6 separate regions of the Mus musculus genome follow, and regions 1, 3, 4, 5 and 6 are each linked to region 2. The links are chromatin loops, found by intact Hi-C in ENCODE. Cell type or tissue: left cerebral cortex. All regions are shown on one strand. Region 1 overlaps Ubn1 (ubinuclein 1). Region 2 holds the start of Sec14l5 (SEC14-like lipid binding 5). Region 3 overlaps Ubn1 (ubinuclein 1). Region 4 has its middle 15 kb from the start of Anks3. Region 5 overlaps Ubn1 (ubinuclein 1). Region 6 overlaps Dnaja3 (DnaJ heat shock protein family (Hsp40) member A3).

Evidence for each region. Peaks named below come from ENCODE experiments on the same cell type or tissue, not always from the same donor. Only the 100,000 strongest peaks of a DNase experiment are listed, where the experiment ranks them.
Region 1: it touches region 2 in a loop (2.4-fold over the local background); 6 of 42 quality-filtered maps call a loop at or near these places.
Region 3: a loop joins it to region 2, with 2.0 times the contacts of the local background. A loop is called at or near these places in 6 of 42 quality-filtered maps.
Region 4: a loop joins it to region 2, with 9 times the contacts of the local background. A loop is called at or near these places in 26 of 42 quality-filtered maps.
Region 5: it touches region 2 in a loop (2.5-fold over the local background); 21 of 42 quality-filtered maps call a loop at or near these places.
Region 6: a loop joins it to region 2, with 3 times the contacts of the local background. A loop is called at or near these places in 5 of 42 quality-filtered maps.

Annotation. Positions count from the first base shown.
Region 1 is chr16:5,068,283-5,072,282 of GRCm38, reverse strand. Ubn1 (ubinuclein 1) reads right to left here. Exons shown (of 19, transcript NM_026666.4): 9 at 1,564-1,634; 10 at 100-229. Among named protein-coding and RNA genes, the nearest start is that of Gm23483, 9.4 kb to the right of the region's middle. In left cerebral cortex, no CTCF peak of the experiment used is centred here; a DNase peak (open chromatin) is centred at 1,759; H3K27ac peaks cover 1,241 bases.
Region 2 is chr16:5,143,582-5,147,581 of GRCm38, reverse strand. Sec14l5 (SEC14-like lipid binding 5) reads right to left here and starts at 473. Exons shown (of 16, transcript NM_001127725.1): 1 at 453-473. In left cerebral cortex, CTCF peaks have their summits at 591 and 1,806 (motif pointing right); DNase peaks (open chromatin) are centred at 79, 641 and 1,813; H3K4me3 peaks cover 1,096 bases; H3K27ac peaks cover 366 bases.
Region 3 is chr16:5,081,581-5,085,580 of GRCm38, reverse strand. Ubn1 (ubinuclein 1) reads right to left here. Exons shown (of 19, transcript NM_026666.4): 17 at 3,920-4,000; 18 at 3,598-3,687; 19 at 1-1,525. The coding sequence ends at 1,476. Among named protein-coding and RNA genes, the nearest start is that of Gm23483, 23 kb to the right of the region's middle. In left cerebral cortex, no CTCF peak of the experiment used is centred here; a DNase peak (open chromatin) is centred at 2,411.
Region 4 is chr16:4,977,706-4,981,705 of GRCm38, reverse strand. It overlaps 4930451G09Rik. Among named protein-coding and RNA genes, the nearest start is that of Anks3, 15 kb to the right of the region's middle. In left cerebral cortex, a CTCF peak has its summit at 1,522 (motif pointing left); DNase peaks (open chromatin) are centred at 1,538, 2,455, 2,800 and 3,239; H3K27ac peaks cover 2,133 bases.
Region 5 is chr16:5,056,356-5,060,355 of GRCm38, reverse strand. The region is part of intron 3 of Ubn1 (ubinuclein 1); the gene reads right to left. Among named protein-coding and RNA genes, the nearest start is that of Gm23483, 2.5 kb to the left of the region's middle. In left cerebral cortex, a CTCF peak has its summit at 2,042 (motif pointing left); no DNase peak of the experiment used is centred here.
Region 6 is chr16:4,687,161-4,691,160 of GRCm38, reverse strand. It overlaps Dnaja3 (DnaJ heat shock protein family (Hsp40) member A3), which reads right to left. Exons shown (of 11, transcript NM_001135112.1): 2 at 3,791-3,924; 3 at 1,097-1,180. Among named protein-coding and RNA genes, the nearest start is that of Dnaja3, 5.1 kb to the right of the region's middle. In left cerebral cortex, CTCF peaks have their summits at 1,647 (motif pointing left) and 2,903 (motif pointing left); no DNase peak of the experiment used is centred here.

The DNA of each region.
Region 1 (4,000 bases), 75 kb after region 2:
GCTTGGCTCATGAACCAGTCTTACACTGAGGACTCATAACGGGCTATCAGAAGGAGGTAGTGCAGCAGATGGGATCCTTAGGCAGACTCTGCCACCCACCTGTTCGTAGAGGTGAAGTTTCCGAGCACGCTTGACTAGAGCATCCTTGCTGCAGGGCAGGAATGAAGCCAGATAGGCAAACACCCCAGAACGGATTTGGCTAGTCAGCTCCCGAGTTTGCACCTCTATGCTGAAGAACACAACACAGTCATCAATGGCCTGCAGCTCACTGCAAGTTTTCTCTTCCTTAGGTTGCAGACTGGAGAAGAAAGCTAGGCACCAAAAGTAGGCTGATAGTCACACAATGTAACCAACCATGTGGCCACAGCGATAAAATCTCCATCAGCAACAAGAAAAACTCTCAAGCTGAAAGAACTTGGCTAGGAAAAAAGAATCAAGGCTCTTAGGTCATGGATAAGACCAAGTCAAAGGTAGTCAAGAAAACAAAACCAAAGACAAAAAGATAGGAGTATTAAATTTCATAAACAAAGAAAATATGAAAGTTTTAAAAGTGAAAGTAACAAAATGCTTGGAGTTGGCAGGAAATATTTCCTGACAGTATTTCGAAGGTTTATTTTTGTTTTATGCAAAGTGTTTTGCCTATATGTGTATGTCTGTCCCATGTGAATGCCTGGTGCCCATGGAAACCTTAAGAGGACACTGGATCCCCTGGACTTAAAGTTAAAAAGTCAGGTTGTTAAAGACAGTTGTGAGCCACCATCTAGGTACTAGGAACCAAAACCTGGTCCTCTATGAGAGCAATGTCAAGTTCTTATAGGCACTAGAGCATCTTTCCAGCCTTCTCCACATTTTGATTTTCAGTTACTAATTCTATCCATGATCATGAGATCAGGAAAATCCTCACTCTCTAGTGACGCCAGCCAAACAAACAGAAAAAGCCCGAGCTTTCTTTATATGACACAATCAAGCAGGCTCTTTATTGACACAAAACTCTCACAGGTGCTCTTTGAGGCCCTGTGCTGAGCCAAAAGGTTCATCCACATTCTACTCAGTAGAGGCCATTTGTGGAAACATCCAAGCCTTGACAACTGTCCTTACATAAGCAAAGCCCTGCTATTGAGCATCAAGCTGCTCCTGCTACCTAATATAACCAGGAAAGGGGTTGCAAAGCTGTGGCCTGACATGGCTTAGCTTTGTATGCTTGCTGTTGTCCTTATTAATTAGTTCAGACAACCAAGTACCTCAGGTTTTTGGGGCTCTGGGAAAAGCATGACGGGATGAAGAGAAATGGCAGCACAAGTGAAAACGAGGAGGAACCCTGAAAGGCACCTAACTCCCAGCAGACCTGAGGTCACCAGGTTGTCATTCATTCTTCTGCATTCTCTTTTTTCATCGCATACTTGTCAAGAAATCCTCTTCCAACTATGACAATACATGTACTATATCATTTTAATAATGTCCGTTGCTGAAGATTTGTAAGTTCTATCATTTATGGAGATAGATGCAATGTCCCTGTTTCATTTTAAATAGGAGAACAGAGACAAACAAACAGATGGTACTCACTCCAGCAGGATGCCATTAATATCTTGAGTGAAGAATTTCTGTTTGCTCTCTCCCTCAGCAGCTCTGGCAGCCTGATTCACAGGAGACAGTGACAGCAATGTATTAGTGCCCTTTCCCATGCATCCCTCACATTCACCAGCAGGCACAGAGTCATCGCTCCCAAAGAGCACCTGCCAACAAAACACTCTGCTATCTTCCTATTTCCCAGCCCCAGATAAGGTCATCCCAAAGCTGACGCAGCATCTGTGGGCTGAGTTTCTTGGAACCATATTAATCATGGAAAAAGAAGTGATCCTGAGACATCTGGCTAGAGACCAACTCAGCCAGCTGTCTAGCTTCTGTGTGCAGGCCCTTACCAACCACCCTGTAAATTGCGATTTCTATGCTGTCAATGGTAGAAAAACAAGTAAGATCTTCAGCAAACCTCTCAGATTTAAAGCAGGAGTTCTCAACCTTCCTAATGCTGCAACCTCTTAACACAATTACTCATGTTGTGATGATCCCCAACCATAAAACTATTTCTATTGCTACTTTGTAACTGTAATTTTGCTACTGCTATGAATCACAATGCAAATATCTATGGTTTTAGGTGACTCTATGAAAGAGTTGCAACCTATAGGTTAAGTAAGACCTGCTAATTTAAAGACTTTTATGTATCAAAAAATAATGAAAAGTAATAAAAATACTGTGCACTACAGTCATACTCAGTACCCAGAGAGAAGCCTATTAGGAAAAAAAAAATGACTGTGTAGCTTCAGCACTTAAAGGAGATCCTTTGAAAATCTGTACAGTATCCCACACTCAGACTCCTGAAATCATATGTGATACTAAAGATGACAACTTGAAGAACAAGTCTAGAGATCCCTGAAGTGACCACAGCAAAGACTAATCCTGGTAGTTCTCACTCTTAGCTGCACATGGAAGTTCCTAGGCAGGTTTCCCTACCCCAGGCCAATCAAAACATAATCTTGGGAGTTGGAACTGAAGAATGTATGTTCTTGACAAGTAGCCCAAATATCAGATCTCTCTCAACATGCCACATGGTGATTCTAATGAGCAAAGAGGGTTGGGAATCACTGGCCTGAACAAAAAGATGCTGACCTGGAAATTAAGGCAAAATATAGTTTCTGAAATCAAACTTTATACAAAATGGGGACAACAAGGTGACTCTCTGATAAAGATATATAAATCTTTACTCTTCTGCCTTCTTGTAATTGCAATCTCTGGGTCCTCCTGGTTCCACTTGCTTATTCTACTAGGTCCTTTATACCCTGCCCACCAGAAACAGAGTTCAAAAGCTGATACTGACCTTTAACTCCTGATGCTCAGGCTTCTACATCTCAGCAGATCCCTCAAATCTAAGTCCTGACCCTTCTCCTCTGAACTCTGGACTAGTACTTCCAATTACCTTTAAATCACTTCCAATTACTTCTGTAAAGGAGTAGTTGAGTGGCCTTGGATAAGCAAGCAACTTATTAAAACTTACTTGCTTGACCTCCTAGGCTCCTACTCATACCTGCACCTTAGCCTTCTTAAAACATCTCACTAACTTCCTTAGAACCCTATAAGGGTTCTTTTCCAGCTGATAGTCAAACCCAACCATAACATATGGTTTTCCACTATCTGCCACTAGCCATCCATTTCTGCTCGTCTCCTACCATACACTCTGAGGATCCCACTGTCCAGTGACTCACATTCAGCTCTGTCCTACTTTATGACAAGGACCTCTTGCCCTGAAGACTAGTCTAATCAACACTCTGGACTCTAGTCTGAGTCCTCAGAGCTACTTTTTGATCTCCACTCAGTCTGGCTGTCTACCTAGCCCTCTGGTTAGCCATCCAAACAAGACTGAAGGTATTTCATTTGTTCTGTATTTCAGCCAGTTGTCTACCTCTCTACATGACAAGATCATGGAGGATAAGAACTTGAATCTATGCCATTGTATTCATTACAACTATCAAATCGAAGGTCCACTGAATGAGTGAAAGAAAAGAAAACATATAAACAGACAATTTTAAGAAGGCAAACTAGATGGAAAAAATTAAATATTGACTAATCAGAAATGAATGTGGAGAAACTATATAAAATTCAAACTTCTAAGGATGCCTTGTCTAAAAGATAGCCCATAGGAAACAGATGAAAGGTATAACATAAATACTGGACAGTGGAAGAAAGGACATATGCAGTCTATTATTTTATTTTATTGAGACAGGGTTTCTCTGTGTATCCCTGGCTGTCCTGGAACTCACTCTGTAGACCAGGATGGCCTCGAACTCAGAGATTTGCCTGCCTTTGCCTTCCTAGTACTAGGATTAAAGACATGTGCCACCACTGTCCAGTGTGGATTTTATTTTTAAATTAACTTATTTTACTTATTAATTTTTAAAAGATAGAGTCTTGCGGTATATCTAAGGCCAGCTTTGAACTTACAATAATA
Region 2 (4,000 bases):
GAGAGCAAGCAGCACTTCATGCTGTCTCCCCATCCCCACTCTTTCAGAGGCACCCTCAATGCCACCCACTCAAGCAGGCACACACATTTACATTCCCACGATTGTCCTCGCACATTCTCCCCGTGACTTGCTGTGGACATCCTGCCCTATGCCCAACCCCCAGTGTTTTTGTGCCTGCCCTTTCATTTTCCTCCATAATAGCCTGACACGTGCACCTTTCTGTACGGTTCACCTGCATCCCACTCCCACACAGGACAGTCCTTGTACACGCAGCATAGAACTTTGCACAGGCACTCAGCTTTCTGCAGCAACTCCACACACGCGCACTCTATCCCCCCAGGTGCACACTAATGGGCACCCACACAAAGCTATTCGAATACACATACATGCGCAGGCTCCGCTGCTCCGCTCACCCTCAGAACTGCTGAAAACACAGCACAGTGCTCTGGCACCTGCTTGACCTGGGAGCTGAGCTCGCCAAATCACCAGGAGGCGCCTTGCCCGGACCGCAGAACTCAGGAGCTCAATAGCCTCTTGTCAATCCTACACAAACAGTGGCCTGTAGGGCAGAAGAGGGACCAGAGCGGTGACAGACATGCCCAGCCTGGACCGCTCCAGGACCCGGGACAGAGGGAGAGCCTGAACTGGCCTGGCACCACCCCCACAAGATTATCTTGTTCCCTGATTGGTTTGGTCCCAACCCCGCCCCGGCCAGACTCGCCCCGCGTCTTAAGCCTGCCCCTCATTTTTATTCATCCCTCTCTTGGTCACGCCTTCAGCCCTACCTTTGCTCCCTATTGGCCATGGCTCGAGAAGACCCCACCCGTGTTGACCCTGTTCACACTCACCCAGACTCAACAAAGGCTCCGCCCCCAACCCAGTCTCTGTACCCATGAGCACCCAGCCCTGAGGACGCGACCCCCCAACCCCCGTTCATTTGCACCTGCCCAGAGTTACAGAGCGCGACTTCCCTAGTCCACAACTACCTCGTTCTGAGTAACCTCTTCTTGAACCTACTGCACCTGAACTTTTTTTTTTTTTTTCCGGTTCGGTTTGAGGCGAAATCCACACTGAAGACCAGTCGAGGCTATATTACCCCAACCTCCGGATTACAGATGTGCTCCACCATGTCCGGCTGACCCCTGGCCTTGATCTCATTCTCCACCTGACCTCGCCTCGAAGGCTGCAGGGGTCTAGCTTAAACCCTTCTGTATGCATTGTTTATTCACTCTTCACACCTTTACAGAGCGTCCACTAAAAGTCGGGCTGTCCGACGTTAAATAAATTAGGCAGGCTGGAGAGACAGCTCAGCAGATAAAAGCAGGTACTAGTCTTCAGGAGGAGCGGAGTTCGACTCGCAGCACCCAGGTCAAGAGGCTCACAAAGTCCTGTAACCCCAGCTCCAGGGGGACCACCACTCAACTACACATAAATATATACATAATCTAAGATAACAAAAGTAAATCTTAAAAAATAAATAAGGTAATGCGCATTATTTGGTAATGTAGACATGGAGAAAATTGCAGAGGAGAAGATAATCAGGAAAAGAGTCACCCTAGGCTTTTGTCCCTTCTAACTTCAGCCGCATGCAAACCCTGCCAGTCTTCCCAGGGTGCCCAGGGAACAGCTTCACTCCCATCAGCCCTCCCTTCTCTCAACCTAGCAATTCACCGTGCAAGAGCAACGGAAATGGCCCTGATATTGTTGCCATCTTCTTAGCATCCTAGGTAAGATGTAATCAGACCTCGCAGACAGCACGTGCTAAAGCGCTATCTAGGTTATAAAGTAGAAATAGGAGTCGAAATTCCCAGTGTCAACACAAGGTGGCAGCAAAAGATAACCTAAGTAGCCACAGGCTATTGTTCTGTCCCAGGTCTCCGTATTTGATTCATTGAGGGGACTTTAGTGGTCTCCCCAGGATCAGCACAGTGACTTAACACTGTCATCTGGTGTTTTCCCAATACCACACTTAAGCCACAATCTTCTCTGCTCCAAACCTTAGGGAAGATGTGACTGTGCTAGAAGAGTGGGTAACATGTTGGATACAGGGAAGTCTGAGGAAAGAGAGGTGCCTGTGCGTGGACAGAGCACTGCACTCCAGCGCCAGGGACACAAATTAATAATATCACTACCACCTATAGGGTTGCAGTTCCCTTTAGCTCCTTGGGTAATTTCTCTAGCTCCTCCATTGGGGGCCGTGTGACCCATCCAATAGCTGACTGTGATCATCCACTTCTGTGTTTGCTAACCAGTACCCGGGAGCTCTTGTCTCTAGCTGCATATGTATCAGAAGATGGCCTAGTTGGCCAGCACTGCAAAGAGAGGCCCATTGGACTTGCAAACTTTATATGCCCCAGTACAGGGGAACGCCAGGGCCAAAAAGGGGGAGTGGGTGGGTAGGGGAGTGGGGGTGGGTATGGGGGACTTTTGGGATAGCATTGAAAATGTAAACGAGGAAAATACCTAATTAAAAAAAAAGTAATATGGGAGGTGAGGGAAAATGACAGGAAGTAGTCTTCTTCAAGAAAGAGTCCTCCCAGTTGGTTAGCCAATAGTAAGTGGTCAGCCCTGTAACTACATACATATATGTAGCATTATTTGGACTGAACATATTGTATTTTATATTTATAACTATTAAATAAATGAATATTAAATTATAAAAAATAATAATAATATCACTACCGCCACACACGTACATATTGTTCCATACACTCTGCTAAAACCTTTCAAATATAAATGCACTTAATCCCCAAACAGCTGCTGTCGGGAAGAAAGGGCTTGGAACTTGAGGGAGCTGGTGCAGGCAGAACACTGCAAATGCATTAAATGTCACCAAGTGGTCTACAGAAAGATGGCTGACTGTGTGTTCTATAAATTTCACCTCATCTCAAACAATAACTGGAGAGTTGGTAGTGTTGCGCGGCTCCCGTGAAGTTCTGGGTTCCACCCTCAGCACCACATGTAGCCCACCTGGAATATCAGCCCTCAGAGATGGAAGCAGGAGGATCAAAGTTCAAGGTCATCCTCAGACAGACAGAGCAAGTTTGAGGTTAGCGTGGGCTACATGAGACTGCCCCAAAAGTAAGTAAGTAACTAAGTAGCAGTTGGAGAGATGGGTCATTGGTTAAGAGTGCTTACTGCTCCTGCAGAAGACCCAAGTTAAATTCCCAGCGGCTACCCTGAGTGGCTCACACCTGCCTTTAACTCCGCACCAGGCAGGCTACCCAGTGCTCCTTCCCTTCCAAGGGTACCCACACACATTGCAAACACTCACATGAACGGGTAGAAGTAAATAAAACAATAATGAATCTTTAAAATAAATAAGTAGCTGGGCGGTGTTGGCGCACACCTTTAGTCCCAGCATTTGGGAGGCAGAGGCAGGCAGATTTCTGAGTTCGAAGCCAGCCTGGTCTACAAAGTGAGTTCCAGGACATCCAGGGCTAAACAGAGAAACCCTGTCTCGAAAAACAAAAACAAACAAAAAAAGAATTAGTGATCTTAGGATTCAAGTGAGAGACCTGACCTAAAAATGTAAGGAGGAAAGTACTTGAAAAGACGCCTAGCTGGGTGTGGAGGCCCACACCTTTAATCCCCTCACTCAGGAGACCTCTGAGTTCCAGGACAGTCAGGGCTACACGGAGAAACCCTGTCTTAGTTAGAGTTACTACTTCTATGGTGAAACACCATGACCTAAAGCAAGTTGGGGAGGAAAGGGTTTATTTGGCTTACACTTCCGTACTGCTGTTCATCATTGAAGGAAGTCAGGACAGGAACTCAAGCAGAGCAGGAACCTGGAGGCAGGAGCTGATGCTGAGGCCACGGAGGGGAGCTGCTTACTCACTTGCTCCCCATGGCTTGCTCAGCCTGCCTTCTTATAGCACCCAGGACCACCAGGCCAGAGATAGCACCACCCAGCATGGGCTGGGTCCTCCCCCATCAATCACTAACTAAGAAAATGCCTTACAGGCTTGCCTACGGCCTGATCTAACAGGGGCACTTT
Region 3 (4,000 bases), 62 kb after region 2:
CTCCCAGTAAGGTGGAAAGGTGGCCACCTCCACAGGAATAGAGGGCTACTGAGCTCCATACCCTTGAGGCAGGAACCAAAAGCACACTTGACCCACCCTAGGGTGCATACCGAGAGTGCTGATCACCTCCCCAAATGTGGTCTGGCTAGGCAGTCAGCCAAACCCACTGCGAGGCAGATTTATAGGATAGGAAACAGCCCTCCGAGTCCATATGAAATAGCCACTGGGTAAGTGTGACAGCCTGATGATGGAAGCTCTGTAGTCAACTATCTCTGTCCTCTGTCTACTCTCCAGACCCTCTGGACATCCCTCCTAAGTCTACACAGAAGCTCGCTGTGCAGAGGACACCAGCACCCCAGACCTGTTCTCTGTGGCAGATGCTTCAGAGAGAACTGTCCTACAGCTCTGCCAGAGAGAGATTTCTAAGAGTAAGACAAAGTGGAATGTCTACCTGTAGCTTAGAACCCCTGGGCTCTCAGACACAGAGGGCTGAGGGGCTCCACTGTAGTCCACCTGCATCAACTCTACAAAAACAAATCAGAGCTGGGAACCTGGGATTTGGGGGGGCTTGGGGGCTCAGATGACTTTCAAGTCAAGACGGCACAGGTTATGGTGTGCAGTCATTAAAAAACCCAATTAAATAAAACTGTCTTAAATACAGACTAGCTTTAAAAAAAGATCTTCATCTCAGATCCATTCAGTGGGCTGAATGGATAGGTGTGAGTTGTCAAAGTCTGCTCCACCAAAAGGCACTGGAATTAAGTCTTCCTATAATGTGATGTGTGAAGAGCAGTCCCATTCTATCCAACGCATTCAATGGTAATGACGAAAACAGCCCAAGATAGGTGTCTTTAAAAATCCTACCACGATTGTTGAATCTATAAAGATCTTTTTCTCTATAAGAGCTTCATTGTCATGTTCTGAGGAGAAACTGGCCCCTACAAGGAGCACACATTATGTGTTCTTAGTATTTTGCAAGGTCCCCCACATGCGGCTCTGGCCTGGGTATTGTCCTCTTGAGTACACAGCCTGAGGATGGGACGGAATCACAACCATCCAGGGATTCTACTGTGGCCAGGAGACCCTGACCAGTAGGGAACTCCGAGACACACCAAATGCCAGGAGTTAGGCAGATCTAGAACCCAGTGGCCAACAGATCTGCCACAGGTACACATGTACACTATACTTCCCAACACAGTCTAGGTACACTTCCCAGCACAGAGCTGCCCCTTGATGTCGTCCAGCGACAAAGCCATGAGGCCTAGAGCACCAGGTCAGTAAGCGCTTTGTGAGCAGCAGAAGCTGCCTTGGTTGGAGGCCCATCTGAAGTGCTAAGAAGTGCTCCATTTCAAACTCACGCCTGCTCCAGAAGAAAAGCAGTGGGCATGAAGAGCACAGCAAATGTCTGTTATCAGAGACATACATGTTGGGCTTCCTCCTAGACCTATGTCATTCAGTTCCATCCTCCAAAGTGGTCACAATTTCCTCGGTACAACAGGCCCTTTACCATGAAGCTGTGAAGCATCTGGAAAAGAATAAGTGAAATCAGATCATTCTTTAAGTGCTCCAATTCCTTTTAGACAGCATAAACAAACTTCACAGGAAACAGAAGCAGCAATGTCCCCCGACAGCAGCTGTGTGCATTGCTACTTGCAGCATCCTGTGTCATGCATGAGCACCAGCACTTCTCAGGCAGGAGGCCATTGAGCCCGTTTACAGAACAGGCACTCTGCAACATGACGACCACACAGAATCCAGACAATGTTCATTCTCTTGCCATCAAAATGTACTCAGGTATCAGAGGTACAAAGACAAAGGTAAGCATCAAATCCACATGGAAGGGAAAGCAGAACGGAAGCAAGCCTCAGCTCACTGCTAGATAGAGTACTCCCTGACAGCCCTACAGAGCCCCACACTGTAGCACAGCTCAAAATGAAGTTCAGTCTGCTAGCCCATTTTGCATGGATGCTCTTCTGACTGCCCCATAGTTTTTCTCTTTCTCCTTGAGGTACTGGTAATGAGACAGGGCTTTATATATGCTAGGCAAGTGCTCAACCACTGAGCGACATCCGTAACTCTTCTGATAGCTTTGGAAGACCAGGGGAGGGAAACATAAAAATGGTCCAAGAAATGTTTTTTTCTTTTCCTTTCTATCAGTGTCCCTCTGCCCTTTGTTGCTGAAAATTCTACAGATGCAGAAACTGTTTCCAGTCTCTCTTCAATTACTTTGTTTCTCTCAAAAAAGGTCATTTTCAAAGCAGGTAGAGGTGGCACCATCTCATTTTTCACAGCACACAGGCTCTCCATAGCTGGGAGACACCCACATTGCACTTCACTCAAATGGTAGCCACCCACCCATGCAGAGGAAGTCCTCAGGTGTGACTGCTTCTTCAAAGAATTGACTACTGCTACTTGCTTTGCTCTTCAAAGGTCCAAAGGTTTCCCTCTGAGAAATGCAAACTCACCCTCATCCTAACAAGGCCTCTGACATCCACTCACTACAGAGTTCCCAGCTTTAGGACATGAATGCAAGGAGCTCACAGACAGATCCTAAAGCAGACAATGAGCTATGGACCCACACTGTCCATGAGCAGGTCACGGATTCATCCCTAGAGTCTGCATCTGACTCCTGCCCTAAATTCAGCCTTTCTCTCCTGATAGCCCAGGGACCTGGTTGAAACAGGTCTAAAGTACTAACAATACTAGGTCAAAATCAGGTTCTCACAGAGTTCTTTTTTTTTTTTTTTTTTTTTTTTTTTTTTGGTTTTTCAAGACAAGGTTTCTCTCTGTGTAGTCCTGGCTACAAACTCACTTTGTAGACCAGGCTGGCCTCGAACTCAGAAATCCACCTGCTTCTGCCTCCCAAGTGCTGGGATTAAAGGCGTGTGCCACCATGCCTGGCTCTCATAGGGTTCTTTAAGCCAAAATTTCATGAAGTATCTATAACTATTCTCATGCTCTTGAGCTCACAATGTACTCAGGGCTCTTAGAACTGCCTACTTCCAAAAGCCCCATTCTGTCAGGAGGCCCTGGCCTCATTGCAGGTGTGCTTCCCAATCTGTTTCAAGGGAGCTTACACCAGGGAGGCCTAAAAGCTGCTTCTGTTTCAGAGCTGTGCCAGCTTCAGAGATCGAGGCCTTTCCTTCACAATCATGTACTATGGCCTCTCACTGTCCTATGGATACTTACACTCTTTCAAAGAGTCTCTACCATCTGACAATGCCTGGAGGTTATGTAGCATTGCACCATAAAGGCTCTAAAGTGCTTGGTTAACCTCTGGACAAGTAACACCATTACCTTTCTTCTCTTTAAATGCATTAGGGTTGGAACACCTGTTTCATGCTCATGCTCCATCATATAGCGTCACACAGGCTAAGTCTGACCCAATGACCAGTCCAATAAGAAACCAGGGAAAGTCTCTGGTAGTATAGGCCTGTATTATTCTGGAACCCAAAAAGCCATAGCCTCAAAATACAAAGCAAAATACAAAACAGAGATGATAAGGCAGAGATGGCTAATAGCGCCAGCAGCAAAGCACCTACGGGTGGAGGAGTGTGGCGCACAGAGTGCACAGCACGCTGCCCACCTGGCATTTACCTGGCAGGCTCTGTGGGACATGGGTAGACACAGCAGCATGTGGGAGAGGCGCTGTGTGGGGTGGGCTGGAGTGCAAACCAGCCAGAAGACCTGAGAGAAACAGGAGGGGAGAGAACAAAACACACACATTGAAGACAGAACAGAAAAGCAGTTTGGGAGATCTAGAGCCCCAGGCAACCTGCAGACCAGTCTGGAACAAAACAGCTATCCCGGGTACTATGCAGCTTCCAGAGGTGGGGGATGTTCCCATGGTTACACCAAACACATACAGGACCCAACATGGCACACAACATAGGAACAGAGGCAGGAGACAAGAACTTACTGTGGCTGAGGCCATGGTGGAAGGTCCCAGGGGCTGGACCTGTGACAATGGCATCCTTAGAGACTCCTGCTTTGGCAGAGG
Region 4 (4,000 bases), 170 kb after region 2:
AAGCTCTGGGTTCGATACCCAGCACCCTACAAACAGGGTATGATAGAGCTTGTTAGCACTTGTGAGATCAAGATCAGAAGTTCAAGGCTATCCTTGACAACATAGCAAGTTTGAGGTCTGCATGACTTACACAGACTACTTTTGGGGGTGGGGGTGGGGTCAACATGTATGCTGTTAATCCCATTCCTCATGAGGCAGAGGCAGGGGGACCTTTGTGAGTTCTAGATTGGCCTGTTCTACATATTGAGCTGTTTAGCCAGGGTTACATAGAAAGACCCTGTCTCAAAACGAATAAGTATATAGCAAACTTTCACGGTTTCTTCCATCACAAATGTTCTAGCCAACTCAGGAATGGATGAAATGGAGATTAGGTAAGTGACTTAGGAACTGAACTACAAGGCATTCTGTGGATCAGCCTAGAAAACAAAGGCTACATTACCCACAATGCAGGGCACAGTAGTGCCCACTAGGTCTCATGCGGTGGTGTGTTGTAGGCAATGTGGTTCTTTTCATGGTCTGAGCTGGCTGTCAGGCCTAGGACTGAGGTTCCTGGATAGGCATTTTCTTGCTGTTGGATGAGTTGGCTGCTGAAGGTAGTACCATGCCATCTTTCCCACACCTGATAGGCTGCACAAGGAAGATCGGACCTATGCCAGCCACTGTGCTTCACCCATTCTGCAGCATAGCCCTAAGTGTACAGAGCAGGACCTGCTGAGACCAGAGCCTGACCACAATGCATGATGCTCTCCACAACTCAAACTTCTCCAGAAGCTACCAGGCCCAACACTTCTGATGCTGCCAGTCAGTACAGCAACCCTGCTCGGAATATCTTTGGACCGCCTCTTTGTGTCCTGTGGTCACCATGAGGACATTGCAGAAGGACCTTCACTGTACCCATGGCACAGAGCTAGAAGGGAGCATATGTCTCCTGCACTATAGGCTCCATAGTCTGGTGGCCTCTCTAACAGAAACCTCCAACAGTTCAGTCAAGATGTTGGTAAGGGGTGGCTGCCTCCACAGGACCTGGTGGAGAATCCACTCCCCCCCCCCCCGCCCCATTTCCAGCTGCAGGTGGCTGTTAATGTCCCTTGAGTTGAGGCCCATGACACCTTCCTTTTATAACTCCTCCTTCCCTGTGTGGCCCTAGCTGTCCTGGAACTCAGTTTGTTGACCAGGCTGGCCTTTAACTCAAGAGATTTGTCTGCCTCTGCCTTCCAAGTGCTGCAATTAAAGTTGTGCAGCACCTAGGGCTGGAGAGATGGTTCAGTGGTTAAGAGCACTGACTATTCTTCCAGAGGTCCTGAGTTCAATTCCCAGCAACCACATGGTGGCTCGCAGCCATCTGTAATGGGATCCAATGCCCTCTTCTGGTGTGTCTGAAGACAGTGATGGTGTATTCACAAACATAAAATAAAAATATTTTAAAAATCAGGCTGTAGGCAAACCTTAAAAAAAAAAAGGTGTGTAGCACCATGCCCAGTGTTAAGGCTGTGCATGGATTTGAGGGCCTCTGCAGTGCCCTCTGGTGGCACTTATACTATGAGGCTTGTGTAGCTGTCCCGAGCCTGCTGCACAGCCAGCACCCTCTCCTTTCAGCCACTCTAAAAGGGCAATGTGGGGCTTGTTCAGGAGTCAGTGGAGAATTGGGGGAGTTTGAGGTTCCCTTTGCAGACTCAGAGCTGCTCTGTAGAGCTCATGCCCCTGAGGAAGCTGGGGGTTGAGCAACTGTTCCTGAGGTGGGGAACCCAGGCTGCCTTATCCTCTCCTTCAAGCCTCACTGACCTGTAAGGTGAACTGCTGTGGTCAGCCCACACCCATGCTTGGGGGAAGTGGCTGAGTACTGAAGTAGACACCTTGTTAGTAGTTAATGAAATCATGAGAGTTTTTGAAGCTGTGGAGTTCTGGGATGTTCGATCCAGGTAGTATGTCTGTTACACATGACTAAATACGTGTTTAAAAAACATGTTATGTGTATGTATGTGCAGGAGGTGTGCGCCACCATGTCTATTTGGAGGCTGGCTTGTTGGTTGTCTCCATGGACTCACAGGTCTCAGGCAGCAGACACAGGTTCCCAGAATTAGCAGCTAGTGCCTTCCCTGCTGAGCCCTCTCCCTGGCCCAGGGTGTCATTCTGACATGTGTTCTGCTTCTGCTCTGCTCTTTCACCGCCACGCATGACCCAGGCTTATTGTTTATTCTTTAATAGCCATTGTCATGACCCTTTGTATGGTGTGATTCTTCTCTCTAGGACCAGCCTCGAGGCCTTTTGGGGTGCACATGGAAACAGCAGAGACCCAGACCCCCTCTGCCCATGCAGCCCAGGTCTAGGTTCATGTCCCTGCTGGTGGCATAGGGAGCGGACTAATAGGCATTTGCCATTTCTTGGGTTCTCATGCGGAGCCTGTCTTCCCTCCGTGTTCACTGGGCCTCTGCTTCTTTCTGTTTGGAATCCTGTCTCTACCTCATGGTCTTGTTCCTAATGAGGAAACCTGAGAGTTTTGGGTACCAGGTGTGTATCGTGATGGCACTGCACCCGGTCCTATGAAGTGACCCTCAGTTTTATAACCCCCAAGACCCCACCTTTAGAATCGTTTGTACTTGCTTTCTTGGCCTCTTTGATCTCCTGTATGATCTTCTGAGGCAATGATGGACATTGCCCAAGTGGAGATCTGGCTTTGGACTGATCTGCTTGCCCACTACCACCCTGCAGCTTTCCTGAAAGCCAGTGATTCCTAGGCGCAGCTGAAACTGCAGTAGAGTTTATTTTCTGTCACTGTGAGTCATTCTCAGCAAGCTTTCTGACATTATGAGCTGGGAAAGTGTGGCTTGGGAACAGTGGATGCCTTTGCTCTTGACAGTTAAGTGGATGAAGTGAAGGCTGCTGGGCAGAGGGAGGAGTCATGCTGCCCTGGAGTTCAAGCATGGGACCTCAGCACGTGGGCAGGGCAGGCTGGAGTCCGTGTACAGGGAGGCTACCTGTGGTCTTGGCAGAGGCCCAACTTGCATGTGGCTTCTAAAGGACATGTCTTGGGATTGGAACTATGGTAGCATCCCCTGTGGGTTTGTGGACAGGATTATGTGGGCTTAATGCTGCCTACCAGTGACCTGCCATAGGACCTGATCTTTGTGTGGCTCAAAGCCTGACACAGATTCTTGCTTATCTTTAGCAGCCGGGCAGCTGGCAGTAGCACCACCCCTCCATCCAAATGCTAAAACATGTTAGATACCAAGCACCCTCCCACACCACCCACACCCTGCCTCCATAGTGGTTTCTCTGCTCTTTCATGGAGCAGCCTGGAGCAGACTTGAGAGATGAGGTGGCAGGAAACCAAAGGGGCTCAGACAGCAGGTACAAAATAGTCCTAAAGATGGAGTCTGCGGGGTGTTGGTGGTGGGGCCAGGCTTGCAAAGTAACAGGTGGAGGAAGCTCAGGTGTCCCGTGAGGACCAGGACTTGGCCGATCACACAGCTGTTACTGGGTACCCAGGAAGGGAGACTGGGTACCACTGCATTTCACACAGTGTTAGAACTCCCAGGAAGTATGGTATTCCATTCAGACCAGCAAAGATTGGTGCCGCCTTTGATTTGGAGTGGCCTGAAACCTATGTGTGCTTTTGTGTCTCGGTTAAAAAGAGAGAGAAAGCAAATTTCTGGTTTTGCTCCCTTTCCATCAGATCTGTATGTATGTACTCGGGTACATGAAATGCCAGGAATCCAGGAACCTGGTGAAATTTTCTATAGGAAACTATAAATGTGTTTAAATATGGGATCGGGAGAGGCCCCGGATGCAGTTGTCAACACCACAACAAAGGTTTAACTATGCTTGAGCTGGCTGCGTGGGGTCTAGACTGAGGGTCCCAGCCCCTGAGGTCCAGGCTGTTAGAAACAGGATACTGGAGAGACCGCCAGGGCTGCGTGGTAGAAAGTCTGCCACCCAATCTGCTTCTCAGGTCTTTTACCTGAGTTGCCTATAGCTGCCCCAACCCAGGGAGCAGCTGTGT
Region 5 (4,000 bases), 87 kb after region 2:
GAAGAGGGTATCAGATCCCAGTACAGATGGTTGTGAGCCACCATGTGGTTGCTGGGATTTGAACTCAGGACCTCTGGAAGAGCAGTCAGTCTCTTAACCACTGAGTCATCTCTTCAGCCCCCAACTCCTACATTTTTTTAATCAAGTAAATTTTCCATGTTCTTGGGCAAGGAATTTTAATATTAATAGTGATTATAATCTATATGCTAAGACTTCAGAGTGCACATAAAATACTGAAAAATAGATGCTTGCTTCAAAATAAATGTCTCTAAGCCAAGTATGAAGGTACATTCCTGTTATTTCAGCACTTGGAAAACAGAAGCAAAAGAATAATCCTCTAGGGCTGGGGAGATGGCCCAGAAGTTAACAGCACTGAACGTTTGTTCTTCCAGAAAATAGGGGTTCAATTCCTGGCACCCACATGGCAGTTCACAACTGTCTGTAACTCCAAGATCTGACACTCTTACCCAAATATATAAGGAATCAAAACACCAATGCACACACACAAGAAAGTCGAAAGCCAGTCCATACTATATAGTATTGCTTGATTTCCAACCTCAAACAAAAAAAGAAAAAAAATTCTTTATTCTACTTTCCACTCTAATAAACCCATCCACTCAAAGAGATGTACATGATTTATAGTATGTATACATACTGGAATACTATGGTGCATACAAAGTACAAACATTTATGATAATAAATGAGTGGTTTTATATGTTTTGCCTACATGTTTATATGTGCAGTATGTATATGCATAGTGCCCAGAGAGGTCAGAAGAGTACATCAGATCCCCTGGAACTAGAATTACAAATGGATGGAGCCACAGTATGGGTGCCAGAAATGGAACCTGAGTCCTATAAAAGAGCTCTGCTCTTAACTACTAAGCCATCTCTCCAAGCCTACATGGGTTTAAAAAAAAATGTGCTGTTTATTTGTATCTTCTATTTCTACAATGATCACCACATACAACTTAAATGGCTAAAATAACCTTTAGAAATTCCATTTCTAGATGGGCAGTGGTTACACTTTTAGTCCTAGCACTTGGGAGGCAGAGGCAAGGAGATCTCTGTGAGTTCAAAGCCAGTCTGGTCCACTACTGTTATACAGAAAACCCCAACTCAAACAAACACACAAACAAGCCATTTTTGAGCACTACCCAATTTAACTCCTCAAAGCCAAGCCAACACATCTTTTCAATTACTACCCAGAACCAAAGACTCAGTTCTGTCCAAACACAGCGTGCTGGCCATTACTGAGCTCAGCCAAGAACCTCTGGTGCTTAAACCTCAACATATTGTAACTTCTGCTACCTGTGCTCCTGAAATTTTTTAAAAATACCTGTAAGACTGTAAATTCCTATGAGGCAGGGACAGTCTTTCTGACTTTTATATGGTCCTCCCTGTGCAGCAGCACTTCACATTGTAAAGAATATGTGTTCAATGGATTAATAGCCAAATATATCAGATTATACTGGGAGTAGGTGCCTAGGACCTCACACATGACTGTACTCTTAACACAAGACAGATCCACTCAGAATTTGTAAAACTGAAAAGGAGTGATTCCCTTGAAACTTGATCCAAACTTCTCCCTTGTACATGTCATACATTTTTCTGTAATATTAAAAGTAATAAGGAACTTCTTTTCCCCAGCTGCCAAAAATAAAACAAGGTAAGTCAGAGCACTGGAGTTCTAATTTCAATTGTTTTATCCATTTAGTATGAGCCCATAAGTCAATACATTAACCGACTCCTACTATCTCTTTCTCTTCAGAATGAGGACACTATCTATAGTAGGAATTGTGACCAGATTTTATTGTTTTCATCCTGTTTACTTGCACTTATACACATGATGACCCTTGCTATAGATGCACTGATTTCATTCTGCCTTTAAGATTGTCAATCAAGACAACAAACACAGTTTGGGCTGGAGAGACAGACAGCTCAGCAGTTACAAGCATTTGGAGAAAACCAGGAGTTCCCTTCCTAGCACCCATATAGCAGCTCAAATCCTCTGTAACTCCAGAGGATCCAACTCCCTCTTCTGGCTTCTACAGGTAACACATGTGGCACAGACACATATAGACAAACCACTAGTACACATAAAAGCAAATAATGGATGGAGCAGGAGTGATGGCTCAGGTACTTGAGAATGTTGCCTACTCTTGCAGGAAACCTGAGCTCAATTCCTAGCACCCACACGATGGCTCACCATCATCTGTAAGTCCAGTTCCAGGGGATCTGACACCTAGTTTCTACAGGTACCAGGTACATATACAGTGAATAGACATACATGTAGAAAAAACACTCATAAAATAAAATTTAAAAGATAAACAAAACACATTTTAGTCAGGTGGTGATATATACCTTAATCTCAGCACTGGGAGGCGGGAGGGGGTGGAGGCAGGAGGATTAAGAATTTAAGAGCATATTGCTATATGGTAATTAAGAGGCCAGTCTATGGTACATGAGACCCTGCCTCAAATATAACAAAACATAACCCTACACATTTTTATTCAAGAAAGGTGAGAAGTCCTTCTAGCTAGCCATGCTTCCTCCATACATTCCCCAAATCAATCAGGCTGGGTGAGTTACTTGGCACTGAGACACTATGCTAGAGACTTACCAATACTACCTCATTCTACCCAGGTGCTGGCTCATCCTTTTCTACTAAAAGCCACTAGAGACCAAAATGCCACAAGTGTGGGCCTACTTACCTTCTCTTTCAAGCCTACCAATATACTAATAGACAGTGACTGCTTCAAATGTTCTTCATCTAGCTCCTACTCATAATATATGATGCTATGTACATACAAGCACAAAGAAATACAAAACTGGTCTTGATTGACAGCAGTTCCCTGTGAGGTAGGCGGATAGTATTTGAGGCAAGTAGAAATGTGGTGTTTTATGAGCCATGTGCAGGTTGCATGGCTCTGCTAAGTTTATGAAAAATCCACAAATTTTATCATTATGTACTTTTTAAAATTGTATGTATGATACAACTGAAAAATTTGTTTAGATTTTTTTAGTTGGATATAGTGGTGTAAATATGTAAACCCAGTATTTAGGAGCCTGCCACAGGACTCCTAAATTCAAGGTCAGCCTGGGCTACATAGTAAGACTGTGTGTTACTTGGTTTTTTTGTTTGGTTGGTTGGTTTTGTCTTGTTTCCCAGTTTGACACAAGCTAGAGTCATTTTAGAAGAGGGACCTCAACAGAAAAAATGCAACCTTCAGACTGGCCCATAGGCAAGTCTGTGGGAATATTTTCTTGGTATGATTGATGTGGGAATGGCCCACTCTGGGTAGAGAGACCCCTGGACAAGTGGTCGTGGGTTGTACAAGAAGGTAGCTAAGCAAGTGAAAAGAACCAAGCCAATAAGCAACACTCTTTCATAGCTCCTGCATCTGTTCCTGCCTTAACTTCCCCCTTCATGATAGACTGTAGTAGGCTGTAAGCTGAAATAATCCTTTCCTCCTTCCCAACTTGCTTTAGATTTCTACATTTATCACAGCAATAGAAAACAAAATGGGAAAGACATTATCTCAAAAATATACAAAAACACACACACACACTTTTTTTTTTTTTTGGTTTGGTTTTTCGAGACAGGGCTTTGTGGGGAGCGGGTGTGGCGGCAGTCCCAAAGGCGCCAGGGACTGCAGCTAAGTCATATGACTTGCACCTGACTTCCTCATATAAGACACAAACGTCTTGAGTGCTGCGCAGGTGTACCAGGATACAGGTGAACCCAATTTGGTGGAGATTTGCCCCTGCTGCCCTGATTAGCTGAAGCCTCGTGACTGGCGAGGGGGCGTGGCCTGCGGTGCGTGGATGAGAGAGAGTATAAAAGGAGTGAGAGGCCCAGGGTTCGGGGGATATAAACAAGAAGAATCAGGACTGAATAAACTGCTGTTAGAAGGACTGGTGGTCGCGTCGTTCTTGCTGGTCGAGAGCGGGCGCGACAGGGCTTCTCTGTATAGCCCTGGCTGTCCTGGAACTCACTT
Region 6 (4,000 bases), 460 kb after region 2:
TGAAAATGGCCCCCACAGACTCACAGGGAGTGACACTATTAGAAGGTGTGGGTTTATTGGAGGAAGTGTGTCACTAAGAGTGAGTTTTGGGATTTCAGAAGCCAGCCCCAGTGTTGCTTTCTCTTCCTGCTGTCTGCTGATCCAGATGCAGAACGCAAAGCTACCCTTCTAGCACCATGAAAAAAAACTTGCTGTGGCCATGGTCTCTCTTCACAGAACTAAAACCCTAACTACGGGGCTGCAGAGATGGCTTACTGGTTAAAAGCACTGACTGCTCTTCCAGAGGTCGTAAGGTCAATTCTCAGCAACTACATGGTGGCTCACAACCATCTGTAATGGGATCTGATGCCCTCTTCTGGAGTGTCTGAGGAGAGCGACAGTGAACCCATAAACATAACATTAAATAAATAAATAAATAAATAAAACAGAAACAAGAACAACAACAACAAAACCCTAGCTAAGACACAGGGTCATTCTCCAATAATTCTGTAACTGGTCAATGGTTCTCTCACAGATATTTGGTTTCTTCCTATGTGCTTTACGGTCTATTTTTACAATTGCTAACTTAAGTCATCAAATAAGGACTGATTTGATCAGTCTAACTGGGATTTCCCGAGATCAGCTATCAATATGAATTACCTGAGTATATTTATTGATCAGATGAACCTTGCTCTTGTTTTGTTTTGTATGAAGGCAGACTATATAGCCCTGCTTAGCCTTAAACTTACAGAAATTCTCTTGCCCTCAGCCTCACCAGTGCTAAATTACATATATGCCACCACTTCGGGTCTCTTTTCTTTTTTAAAAATTACACCTATTCCTTTTGTGTACATATGTGAGTGTTCAAATGCTATGGAACTCAGCAGGGGTCAGAGGACGATTTATGGAAGTTGCTGAGGATTGAACTTGTCATCAGGCTTGGCAGCAGATAGATCGCACCAGCCTGTTTTCTTCATTTAGAGTCTAAGTTAGCAGAACTAGCAGGGACACAGCACCACCCTGGACTGTATGATATGCCAAGCTATCTTGTGCAGTGCAGACTCTGATGTGTGCACAGAGCTGAATGGCCAGTGAATGAACCCACAAGTCACATTACCTCATAAGCTTCTGCCAGCTGGGAAAACTTCTCCTTGGCTTTGGGATCATCCTTATTTGTGTCTGGATGATATTTCTTGGCAAGCTAAGGGGAAAAAAAGTAAATTACTATAGATATGGATAGTCACTAAAACAGAACCCAAATACTTGCTACAATTATGTCTCTTTATAACAGCTGTCTCTCTTAAGATAGCAACAAAAATTTTTTTTTTTTTTTTTTGGTTTTTCGAGACAGGGTTTCTCTGTATAGCTCTGGCTGTCCTGGAACTCACTCTATAGACCAGGCTGGCCTCGAACTCAGAAATCCACCTGCCTCTGCCTCCCAAGTGCTGGGATTAAAGGCGTGCGCCACCACGCCCGGCCAAGACAGCAACAAATTCTTAAAGCAAGATTTAAAATTTGAAAATAAATCATTCCTTCACAGATGTCTTAGGGGCCAGAGAGATGACTCAGCAGTTAAGAGCACTGGCTACTCTCCCAGAGGTCCTGAGTTCAATTCCCAGCAACCACAGGGTGACTCACAACCATCTGTAATGAGATCTGGTGCCATCTTCTGGCAAGCATGTACACATGCAGGCAGAACACTCCATACATAATAAATAAAACAATCTTTAGGAAACAAAGCATTTACTACTCTTGCAGAGGACCTGGATTCAGTTCCCAGCTCTGATGTGTTAGATCACAACTCTAAAACTCCAGTTCCTGGGGATTTGATGTCCTTTTCTGATCTCTGAAGGCACCAAGAATGCATGCAGTATATGTACATGAGACAAACATGCATGCACACAAACCAAAAATAAATATATGTTAAAAGTAATAAGTAGGGTCTGGTGAGATGGCTCAGCAGGTAAGACCACTGACTGCTCTTCCGAAGGTCCTGAGTTCAAATCCCAGCAACCACATGGTGGTTACCTGTAATGAGATCTGACACCCTCTTCTGGTGTGTCTACAGTGTACTTATGTATAGTAATAAATAAATCTTTGAGCCGGAGCAAGCAGAGGTCCTAAAATTTAATTCCCAACAACCACATGAAGGCTCACAACCATCTGTACAGCTACAGTGTACTCACATATATAAAAATAAATAAAGGGCTGGTGAGATGGCTCAGCAGGTAAGAGCACCCGACTGCTCTTCCAAAGGTCCTGAGTTCAAATCCCAGCAACCACATGGTGGCTCACAACCATCCGTAATGAGATCTGACTCCCTCTTCTGGTGTGTCTGAAGACAGCTACAGTGTACTTACATATAATAAATAAATAAATCTTTAAAAAAATAAATAAATAAAAATAAATAAATAAATCTTTTTTTAAAAAAGTAATAAGTAAATACTTGACTAGCCCTTTAGCATCCTGGTGCTCTGAACCTATGCAACAGGGAAGCAAATAACCTGCACAATTTTGGTTGGTTGGTTGGTTTGGTTTTACAAGTCAGGGTTTATGTAGCCCTGGCTGTCCTAGAATGAGCTCTGTAGACTAGTATGGTTTTTTGTTTTGGTTTGGTTTGGTTTTGAGACAAACTGGCCTTAAACTCACAGAGCTTCGCTTGCCTCTGTCTCCCAGTACTGGGATAAAAAGGCAGCACAACCACACCTGGCTTGCCTGCTGTGCAAGGTTTTGAAGAATTACGTAATAAACGTATGACAGTTACTGCTATAAAAAATAAAGAAATTAAGAATTAAGAAAGAATTATGAGGAGCTGGAGAGATGGCTCAGCAGTAAGAGCACTGACTGCTCTTCCAGAGCTCCTGAGTTCAATTCCCAGCAGCTACGTGGTGGCTCAAAAACATCCATAATGGGATCTGATGCCCTCTTCTGGTGTGTCTGAAGTCAGCTACAGTGTACCCCTATATATAAAATACATAATGATAAAACTGCTTTAAAAAAAAGAGTAATGATGTTTACCTATATAATTTCTATTTATTTATATATGTCATAATTGTGTGGACAGCATGGTGTACGTGTGAAATCAGTTCTCTCCTGACTTTAAATGGTTTTGGAGGAATTGAACTCAGGTCACTAGGCTTGATGTCAAATGCCTTTACCCACTGGGCCATCTTACCTGCCTCTTCTCTTCTTTCTTAAAACGTTAACAGATTGATATCACATTCATTGCCCACCAAAGGCACCCCAAACTCCATCTTTCCCAGATCATTCCATAGGCTCGGCTGCTTGTGACCTGCCTTAGCAGGCTATACATCAAGGCAGTAAGGACCAGACAACATCAGCACCAAGCTGGGTTGAAGAGATGGCTCAGTGGCTAAGAGCACATACCCCTTTCCCAAAAGACCTGAACTCAATTCTCAGCCATGTTAGATGGTTCACAGCTGCCTGTAACTATAGTCCCAAGGGGATCCCTTACCCCTGTCCTCTGTGAACATCTGCAGTCATGTGCATATTCCACAGATGCACAAATTTAAAAACTAAAACAAAAGCCAGGCATGGTGGCACATGCCTTTAATCCCAGCACTCGGGAGGCAGAGGCAGGCAGATTTCTGAGTTCCAGGCCAGCCTGGTCTACAGAATGAATTCCAGGACAGCCAAGGCTACACAGAGAAACCCTGTCTCGAAAAGCAAAAACAAAAAAAAAAAAAAAACCAACAAAAATTAAAGCAAAACATACACACACATACACACACAGTGACCAGACCAGCAATCTTTCTACAGTCTTGTCAGTAAACCTAAGACCAATACAGACCTGATAATAGGCTTTCTTGATATCTTTCTGGCTGGCATTTCGGGGCACTCCCAGGATCTGGTAATAATCATCTTTGGCCAAAGAAGCACTTGTGTGGAAAGAGGTGGTACAAACAAAAGGGAAACTTTTTGTTCCTGGAAATGAAACAAGAAAGTAAGTTAGTCTGGGAGTTTATCCAACAAGAAGAAATTATAAATAAGTGACCAGCTA